Linked DNA regions of Homo sapiens: region 2 is linked to region 1. The links are chromatin loops, found by intact Hi-C in ENCODE. Cell type or tissue: thyroid gland. All regions are shown on one strand.

What was found. Peaks named below come from ENCODE experiments on the same cell type or tissue, not always from the same donor. Only the 100,000 strongest peaks of a DNase experiment are listed, where the experiment ranks them.
Region 2: a loop joins it to region 1, with 2.3 times the contacts of the local background. A loop is called at or near these places in 7 of 110 quality-filtered maps.

Annotation. Positions count from the first base shown.
Region 1 is chr7:2,604,828-2,609,827 of GRCh38, reverse strand. IQCE (IQ motif containing E) reads right to left here. Exons shown (of 22, transcript NM_152558.5): 19 at 4,837-4,947; 20 at 3,831-3,952; 21 at 2,601-2,704. Among named protein-coding and RNA genes, the nearest start is that of TTYH3, 25 kb to the left of the region's middle. In thyroid gland, no CTCF peak of the experiment used is centred here; a DNase peak (open chromatin) is centred at 2,514; H3K27ac peaks cover 1,896 bases.
Region 2 is chr7:2,660,345-2,665,344 of GRCh38, reverse strand. It overlaps TTYH3 (tweety family member 3), which reads right to left. Exons shown (of 14, transcript NM_025250.3): 14 at 543-3,677. The coding sequence ends at 3,606. Among named protein-coding and RNA genes, the nearest start is that of AMZ1, 25 kb to the left of the region's middle. RefSeq lists enhancers at 176-470, 4,134-4,233, 4,314-4,383, 4,692-5,000. In thyroid gland, no CTCF peak of the experiment used is centred here; no DNase peak of the experiment used is centred here; H3K27ac peaks cover 663 bases.

The DNA.
Region 1 (5,000 bases):
AAAGCCTCACTCTCCAGCCTCAGGACCAACTTACACACCTGCCAGAAAGCCTCACTCTCCAGCCTCAGGACCAACTTACACACCTGCCAGAAAGCCTCACTCTCCAGCCTCAGGACCAACTTACACACCTGCTAGAAAGCCTCACTCTCCAGCCTCAGGACCAACTTACACACCTGCCAGAAAGCCTCACTCTCCTCACCTTCAAACTCAGCTCTGAGTATTCTCACCATTTCCCCCAGTCAAAACACCTGCAAAAGCAGACATTTGCCAGCATGGAGGAACCTCGAGTCCACACTGGAGTCATTCCCTGAAAGCCATTCCCACAGCAGCAGTCCAGGAGTCTGGGGCCTGGGTGGGTGGCTACCCGTGTGTAGGAGCGTTTCTGCTGGGTGCAGTGGCTCATGCCTGTAACCCCAGGACTCTGGAGGCCGAGGTGGGAGGGTGGCTTGAACCCAGGAGTTCCAGACCAGCCTGGGCAACACAGCTAGACTGCACTTCAAAAAAAAAAAAAAAAAAGCCAACTTCCCTGTTAACTCGCTGGCCACTGGTATAGAGGGCAGGAGGGGGCAAGGCACGGATCGCTGTGAGCTTGCAAGCTGCTCGGCCATTCCCCCTTGGATGCTCCTTCCTAAGCATCTAGAGCGTTCCAAACTTTTAATCCATTCTAGAATGGGACGCCACCTACAGACGGGATGGAGGTGGGTACCAGAGCTGAAGAAGGGACGGGTCCTACCACAGCAGCAGCCCCAGAGCTCCTTGCCGGGGAGCCTGAGTGTCGCTGCCTTGAAAGACGAAAGTAAAAAAGTAATGAACTGCTCATGTGAGATTTTAAAAAGGGAAGGAAATGGCAATTCGGCCATGCCGCAGATACTGTAACTGTGTCAGCTTTTTTTTCCTGCAACTTTCAAGAAAATTCATATTAAAGGGGAACCTTATGAAATTAAAAACAGCTTTCATGGTTATCTTCAAAAACAACCAATCAGCTCAAACAAAAGCTTGATTTATACTTTTCACAGAGACATTTCCTTAGGTCAATAAAGCTGAATCCCTGGGTCACGGGGATGAACTTGCGTCTTTAAAATCACTTGCGTTGAGCAAGAGAAAAGGGCAGCATCAACGCACGCTTTAGCCCTGATCAAAGCCTCTAAAGGTCACCAAAGGCAGGGTCTGGCGAAGCCGGTAGAATCGGCTCCCGGAGAACAACTGAAAGCCTTTTGCAGAGCCCACGAGTCACAGGCCGGCCCGACCGCTTTGCGTGTCTGTACATTCTCCCCGAAACCCCAGGCTGCTCATCTTTGTGTTGAGCTTTACAAATGGAAGTTTTGGAGAGAATATCAAAGTTCAAAGTTTTCTAGCTCTGACGAAACTAGGTTAAAAAATGAAAATAAAATGTGATTTCATACGTGGTATTTCCAGGTCAAACGTGGTATACGGTTCTTAGCTCGTGCAGGAGACTCTCTAAAACACAGCCCCTAGCGGGACCCCCTGGGGAGGGAAGGCTCTCGGGCTCCAGGTCTGATGCGGGCCTCAAAACGGCCTCTTCCCAACTCCGTGACTCCGCGTCAGCACAGGAGGGATCTCCCAGGAAAGCGAGGCCTCCGCCCGCCACGGGCCCCCACACTTACTGGAGTGGTACTGGGGGGCTGCCGGCTCCCTGGGCCCGTCCTGAAGGGACATTCAAATTAAGGCATGTGGGTCCTGGGCAGGCCTCACCCTTCCTTCACCCCCTGGCCTTCCTCACCCTCACCCTTTGGGCTCAGAAGAGCCTCTTCCTTTGTGGTTTTCCTTGCTGTTCTCTCTCCTCCTTCCCTGACTCCACCCTGGAGACCTAAGGACTCAGCACAGCAAAGCCCTTCGCCTGACACTTCCCACGTGAAACAGCCCCGCACGCCACACTCCCCTCCTCAACAGGGTCTTAAGGCTGCCCTTCTCCATCTCCCGACAGTCCCGAGTCTCAACAGCGTGCCTCCGCACTCATCTTCCCTTTACAGGAGGTGTCAATGGGGGGTTTCTAATTGCAGGATAAGACACGGGATCTCAAGTCCACGCAGAGCAGCATAGATTTGGGGTGGAGAGTGGCTTTCCAGCTGTCTAGCCCGTTCTCTACTTTAAACATGAAGGGACTGACGGCCAGAGAAAGGCAGGGCCTGCTGGGGCATCCCCGTCAGCTCCGGGCAGAGCAGGGATGAGGCCTCACACCAGGGTGTGGCATCCTGCAGTGCCAGCGGCTTCTTCACTGACTGTTTTTGGACTTTAACAAAGTAGAAAAGGAAACAATAACACGGTTTTACTCAACAAACAAACAGGAGAAATGCTGGCCTGAAGGAGGAAGCCACCTCGGTCCTGTTGGAGCTGAGAGCAAAAAATAAAGACAGCAAGGACCTCGGCAATTCCAGGCACAAAGGACAAGCTGGGCCAAGGCGGGGCCCTGTTGTGGGCCTTCCTGGCATAAGGCGACGCTTAGTTCAGAGGCAGCTCCAGATGGGACACTCCTCCCTTCCGTCCCGACACAGCCCGGGCTTCCTGGAGGTGGCCACTCTTTGGCTGAGACCTCAGCAGACCAGCTGCCCTGGTGCCAGAATCCAAATGAATGAAATTACCAGGAAGAGCTGCGAGGAAGGGTGGGGAGGAGGCGTCCCCGTGTGTGGCTGAAGCCGATCTCCTCCTGGTAGAAGCTGCGGTGGTGGTTCTTTTACCGGTAGCACTGGAAAAAAACAGAAAACGCCAGCTGATTCTGCTTTTAGAGAGTACAAACCTCTCTGAGGTTTACAGCAGCCTCAGTAATTTGCTTGGAGGCAAGTATTCCAATGAAAGCAAACACAGAGCCAGTCCCGAGCCCCACGACCAGCGCTGTACCCAATATGCACCCAGGGTCCAGAAACGTCCGGCGGTGAAGAGCCTCAGACACGTCCCCGTCCATCTCCTCGGGGACCATGCTGAGGTCAGGCCGGCATGGTTTTATAAGCTGGCCTCAGACGGCTCCGTTCCCTGTCTCCTGTCTGGGTCAGCCCAGCTGCCATTCCCCGGGGACATGCTTGCAGGCTGCATGGCCCTCCACCTCCTGGCTGGGGCTCGCCGCCCAGGGATGGGTCCCTGACTCCTGAGCCCACAGTGTGTCCCAGGTCACATGGGGTCAGGACCATGAGATGCAGATGCGGCCTTGGAGGGAGAAACTGCCCACTCGGAAGTGCTGGGTGGCCGCGCGGCTCCACCACAGAGGCTGAGAACCAGAGCAGTCTGTGATAAGAGGGGAACAAACCCCATGCGGGGTGAAGCAGACGGGGGTGACGGAGCGGGGCCGTCTCTTCCCCTTACTGTAAACTCCCCCCGGCCAGGCTCACTTCAAGGGGTTTTGATTTCTGCAACCGAGAGTCCTAGCAAACCCACCAAGAGGCCTGTGGGAACGCTGCCATCTAGACCCTGCACGCGTCGCCTGTCATATGCCGTGTCCAACACGGAGGTCACAACACAGTTTTCTTTCACAGGGATGACCTATCAGCACAGCCAAAAGCCAGGCCACAGACTGATGGTGACCTGAGCTACACGGTGTGTGAAGCTCCTCTTCTCATCTCCTCCCGGTAGGGAAGAAGCGACTCTGGAAAGGCCTCCCCCGAGGATCACACCTTCCAGCCCACTCCACGTCCGTGGTGCAGCAGGGAGTCCTCAGGATGTGAAGCCTTTACTCTGGCTCCAAACCGAGGTCCCGCTGGCAGGCGGCAGGCGCTGCTCCAGTTTCCGCCACATGCCCTGCACCCAGTGCTCCGGGCCCAGTGCGGTGGGCAGCCTCTCGTGCCATGTCTGTGTCCCACGTCCCCGTGACCCTGACTCACCTGTGCCTGGCCCGGGCCAGGTGTGCCCGCAGAGCGGACTGGATGATGACGATGGCCTCCTCCTGCACAGGGCTGCCCGTGGCCTGGGCGATGGGGCTCGGAACGCGGGGCACAGGAGAGCTCTGGGGTGCAAGGACAGCAGGGAAGACGACTGTTTGGCAGCCCCCTGCTGGCTCCCAGCACTCAACCCCCAGGGCACCCTGGGCGTCAGGGAGACAGGAAGAGCTCAGTTTCCTTTTCAGATGGCCCTGCCTCCCGGGAATTGCTGGTCAGTGAACAGCCTCCTGGTGGCAGGTTCTGAATTTTTAAACTGTAGGGATTCTTATTTATCTATTTATTTATTTATTTATTTATTTATTTACTTATTTATTTATTTTTGAGATGGAGTCTCGCTCTGTTGCCCAGGCTGGAGTGCAGTGGCGTGATCTCGACTCACTGTAAGCTCCGCCTTCCGGGTTCACCCCATTCTCCTGCCTCAGCCTCCTGAGTAGCTGGGACTGCGGGCGCCCGCCACCACGCCCGGCTAATTTTTTGTGTTTTTAGTAGAGACAGAGTTTCACCATGTTAGCCAGGATGGTCTCGATCTCCTGACCTTGTGATCCACCTGCCTCGGCCTCCAAAAGTGCTGGGATTACAGGTGTGAGCCACCGCGCCCGGCCTACTATAGGGATTCTTAAACAAAAACCTGGTCCTCAATACAGAGGAGGGGCCGCAATGGCCTGCATCTGTCTTTAGTAGTTTTTAGCTACATCTTCATGGAGCTACTTGACTCTCCGGCAGCTTAACGCAATCTGGCCCTAACGCCACATCCATCCGGGGCCTGTGCAGAGGGGCCTGCGCAGAGAAGCCTGCATGGCCTGCGTGGCCAGGGATGGAGCGCAGGGGACGCCTGCTGGGCGGGCGGGGATGTGGAGGCTGAGGGGTGCCCTACGCTTTCTCGATGGATGGAGTGCGAGACGAGCAGCTCTGCAGATGGCCACTGGGACGTCCAGCACCCCGACATTACCTGGTCTGGGAGGCCTGGCACGCTGGGTGGCTCTGAGCCATGTGCTTTGCTTGCTAAGAGCTTTGTCCGCGTGAGATGTCCCCTGAAAGCTGCCTGAAGCACCACAGCCGCCTGTCAGGGAAGGAAGCAGGGAGAGAAAAGTGGGTGTGAGTGCCCGGGGCAAC
Region 2 (5,000 bases), 56 kb before region 1:
CACGCCATTCTCCTGCCTCAGCCTCCCGAGTAGCTGGGACTACAGGCGCCCGCCACCACGCCCAGCTAATTTTTTGTATTTTTAGTAGAGATGGGGTTTCACTGTGTTAGCCAGGATGGTCTCGATCTCCTGACCTCGTGATCCGCCCACCTCGGCCTCCCAAAGTGCTGGGATTAAAGGCGTGAGCCACCGCGCCCGGCCTCGGCCACCCATTTTGCAAGGCCTTCGTCCACTCATTCCAGAAGCCCTGCCCACCCCAACCCTGGAAAGCCTTCCCCGGCGCCCCGCCCACCCCATCCCTGGAGAGCCTGTCCCCGGCGCCCCGCCCAGTCACTCCGAGGCCCCGCCCACCCCTGAAGACCCGCCCACAACCCCGAGAGGCCCCGCCCGCAACCACAAGAGGCCCCGCCCAGCCGACCCCTCGGAGCTGACCTGGTCGGCCCCACCCTCAGTGTCCCCCTGTTCCCCCAATGCCCCTGCCTGGAGCCGTGGACTCCCTACCAGCGCCCAGCCAGGAGCCAAAGCAGCTCAGGAAGAGAGGCTTGCTTTTTAAAATTTATTTTAAAACATGAAACCCAAGCTGAATAGAAACCACAGAAATTACATTGACGAGATTTTTAGTATTTGCCAAGAAAAAAAGCCCCCAAAGAAATAAAAATCAGCCCCCAAACCCAGTTCTAAAAAAACAAAAAAACACAGCGACAGTACATACAGCCATGGCCCTACAGAGGCTGGAGGAGGGGGAAATGCAAAATGGTTCAGGCCTCAGTTCCTGGATGTTAAATCACACTGGGGTGGGGGAGGTCAGATGCCCAGGCCGGGGGGGTAAACCAGGAGGCTGAGTCTTAAGGAGATTATATATATATATATTATATATAACAAATATGAAGTGGTTCAGTACACAACCATTATGGTTAAACACAAAACAAAGATCCCACAGGAGAGGCCCTGGTCCCCCGCCTGCCCCCTTGTCTGGGGTTCTGGGGTCCAGGGGGCTGCCTCACCACCCCTCTCAGGGCTGGGGCAGAGCTGGCCCCAGGGCAGGAGCAAATGTTGCTTGGAACTCGAATTGCATAGTGAGATGGGTGGGTGGGCAATGGGCCAGGGGCTGCTCCCAACCAGGCCCATTCACTACCAACCTTGCCATGACATGTGGGGGGCCCTGGGGTAGTGGATGCCTGCTGGGGAGCACTCTCAGTGAGGTAAGCCCCTGGGCTCCTCCCTCTTGTCCCCAGGGCCACCCTGTCCTCCCAACGAGGCTGTGGGCCTGGGGGCTGCAAGACCCCCTGTGCAGGGTGAGAGTGGGGGCTGGCCATGGCAGCAGGCACCAGCCAGATGCCCCAGTAGGTGTGGCGAGGTCATGGGATGGAGTAGTTAGGAACACGGCACCGAAAACTCAGAACAAAAATACAACCAATGGCAGGCGCTCCCCTCCACCTACTGAGGTGGGGTTTGAACCCCTTTTGATTTTCCCCGTTTCCTTTCTTCAACCTTGGTGAGTAGAAAGTCACAGACGGGCACACACGCACACCACGGTCAGGAGTCCCGAGACAGCACGAGGCTGGAAGCCCTGGCCTCACCGCCTCTCACGCTATGTCCATTCACCTGGCAGGCAGCCTCACGGCCATGGACAGCATTTGTGCTTCTGAGCGGTCGCAGGGCGTTTGGCGGGCACCCACGCCAGGGTGCCAGGGCCTCTCTCCTGGCCCTAGGCCTGGAGAACTCCCCTGGCGGGTCAAGCCCAGAGGAAAGACTGGGCAGGTTGGCTGTGGCGGGGCCTCCGAGGGGGGCTCAGAATGTCAGCCAGGCGGGGCCTGAAGCAGAGGCCCCTCCACTGAGGTTTGGTCATGCCTGGGGAGCTCAGACGCCCCGGCTTGGGGCCCCAGGCCCATGGACTCCCCTCCCCACTCTGCCCTCCCATATTCCCCCTTTTTGGTCCCAGACACCAGCACAAAGAAAGGAGGGGTTCACAGAGGAAGGCCAGGGCAGAGCCTGGCCCCAGGGAGGGGATGAGGACATTTCCGGTCCAGGTAGCTGCCGGCTGCTCTGGGAGGAAGAGCCATGCGTCTGTAAACTGCTGGGGCTGGCGGCCCGCCCCACTGCAGGGCCCAGCCTTGACCCCTGCACGTGGCCATCCAGCTGCCCTCTGGCTGCCCCTGGCCTTGGCACAGGCATCGAGCCTCGAGGGCTGGGCTGGCTGGGCCAGGGCCGGGACCGGGAGGGGTAGCACGTCCGATCCTGATGTGGGGTGGCTCTGCCCTCCACGGCGGGAAGCACAGCAAACATCGTACACTAAAGCCAAAAGCACCATTGGGGAGCCTCGCTCCCACTTCATGGGGAGGAGACCGAGGCCACAGGGACCTCAGTCCAAAGCCCGCGGGAGGTTCATTCCCGAGGACAGTCCTCCTGGGGCAGCACCTGCCTGGGGAGGGGTGTCCAGGCCCTTGGGCTGCCTGTCGGTCTGTGGCACCCCCTGGAGCACCCCATGAAGAAACGCTACTGCAGCCTTGACTCCCAGACAGCTGCTCCGGCCTCGGCTCCAGCCCGGACTTGGGCTCACACTGCCGGCTCTGGGCCAGCTAGGGGCACCCGTGGAGTTTGGGGGTGAGGTTAGTGGTTAGTCCCAAGGGGGGACAGCAGGGGCTGAGGGATGTTCACAGCCGGCTCGGGTCCAGCCCCTCAGGCCGGGCTCCTGGGATGCTGTACCTGTCATGGATGGAAATGGAACCAAGAAGGGAGGGAAGGGGGGTGCCAGCGGTCCCCCTCAGCCCGCAGCCCCAGCCTGCCCTAGAGATGACAAATGTGGTTAGTGCAAAGAACGAACCAGACACAGCTGCCCAGTCTCTGGGTGGGGGAAGGGGGTTTGGCACCAAGAAGGCGGCCAGCACTGGGTGGCGGGTGAGCGGCCCGGGCTCCACGTGGCCCCTGCTGTCCACGGAGGGCTGGGGCCTCCAGCAGGGCAGGTGCTGAGGGAGAGAGTGAAGCTGGGGCAACGGAGAGAGGCCCTGCTGGAGGGGGCCTCTGGCAGCCGGCAGGAGGGGTGAGCCTGTGGGTGGGCGGGCTGCACAGGCGAGGAGGGCACTGCAGAGAGATGGGCACGTGGAGGGACCACGGGGTGACCTCAGGGCAGAGATGAGCAGGTGGCACGTGTCCCTGTCCCTCAGTGGCCAGCAGGCGCCAGCACAGAGCGGCCCCAGCCGTGCCTGTGAACTAAGAAGGGGTCCACAGAAGTGCCGGGCGGGAGGAAGGAGAGCTGTGGAGGGAAGGGCCGGGCGGCAACAACACAGGTTGGGTGCGGCCAGGGCTTGTAGGTGCGGCGACCATCTGCAGAGGGAGCGTGCCGGGATAGTGGGTGGCGTGCAGGGCTGGGGCATCGGCTGGCAGCAGCGTTCAGGTGTGACCCGAGTTGGCGGTACGGGCCCAGAGCCCCTGCGTCTCCACTGTGCCCCTGCGGGGAGGGGACAGGAGGGCAAGCGGCCTGCAGACGCGTCTGGGGCAGGCCTGGCACGGCGTGCGAGGGTCCGGTGGGTGGCCCAGGTGGAAGCGGCAGTGCTGGCACGGGGAGGGGAAGTTGGCACGTGGGGTGGGTGGCTGCCGGGCGCGGTCTAGTGGCTGCCGCTGGAGTCAGGGCGAGGCTGGCTCGTGGCGAGGTATTTGGCTCTCATGCTGGAGGTGTACTGGAGGGAGACAAGGGGGAGGCATCAGCAGGGCCCCTGCATGGCGCACGCAGCCAGGGGCGCCTTCCGCGTGGTCCTCACTTGGCTGAGCCAACAGCCCTGGGGGCAGAATGGGACAGTACAGGGTGCCCTGACAGAGCCTATAGGGAGGGGCTAAGGAGGGGCCGCTGGCTGGGGGCCCCTGCGCTCTAGGTCTGGCTGAGGCTGAGGGAGGGGCAGCCCCCGAACTCTCCAGGCTCAGGACAGGGGATGTCTCCTCTGAGGAGGGGCGTACACACAGCCTCCCATGCCCACACCAGCGGCATTTGGGCATTGGGCCAGGCAGAGTTCTGCCACCCCCAGGAGCCACAGCTCCAAGGCCCTACCTGCACCTTACGCACCCAGGACCTGAAGGACACAAACCAGCCACCCTCCAGGGCCGGGCCAAGGCCTCCTCCGGGCTCAGGGCCGGGTCCACCTACAGCCAGGCCACAGCATGCAGGAGTACGGAGGCCCCAGCCTGAGGACATCCCCCGGGCTACTCTGCCCCTTCACGCCATGGAAGGAGGGCCCCTTAAGCCACACAGGAGGCTGGAGCAATGCAGCCCCCCCTCCCGTGGGGGACCCAACTGTGGGCTCCTGGGGGTCTTGGACTTAGGAACAGAGGCGGCTGCAGGGGGCGCTGTCCTGTGCCTGGCTCTGCAGCTGGCCTGCACCTCGTGGGTGCCCTCGTCCAGGCAGGAGTGTGAAGGTCTTGAGTGCACGTGTGTGTGCAAGAGAATGCATGTGTGTGCTCACAGAGAAACCCACATGTGCGAGGCATGTGCTGAGGCCAAAGGACCCACAGGCCTGGCACGTGTCAGGGGCCGGCGGCAGTGAGGAGACCTGGCAGGCTGGCTCCCATCCCAGGAGGGCTTCAGAACCCCAGGGCCCCAGGCCCATCCCCATAGTCCCCAGACTCAGAGGCACAGAGCTCCCCGGGTCCCCGAGGGCCCTCCTGGGACACCAAGAAGGTTTCGAGCAGCCTGTGGGGACGCCACGGAGGGGGTGGGGGGAGGAGCCACGGCCCGGAGCCTCGTCATTCCACTGACATGCAGCACAAGGGGAGGGGATGGGGGCGGGACGGGGCGGGACTGGACGGGACGGGGCAGACGCGCAGACCCCTGAAGGAGCCCAAGCAGGCACCCGCACCACCGTGGGGCCAGCGGGAGAAGCTCACGTGCTCGCCGGCACGTGCCTGTCCGTGTGCACGCCCCTGACACGCAGTTGGTGCCTCCAGGGCAGGGCCTGCTGGCCACATGCCCAGGGGCCCGGGCACATACAGGGGTCTGGGTGCATGGATTC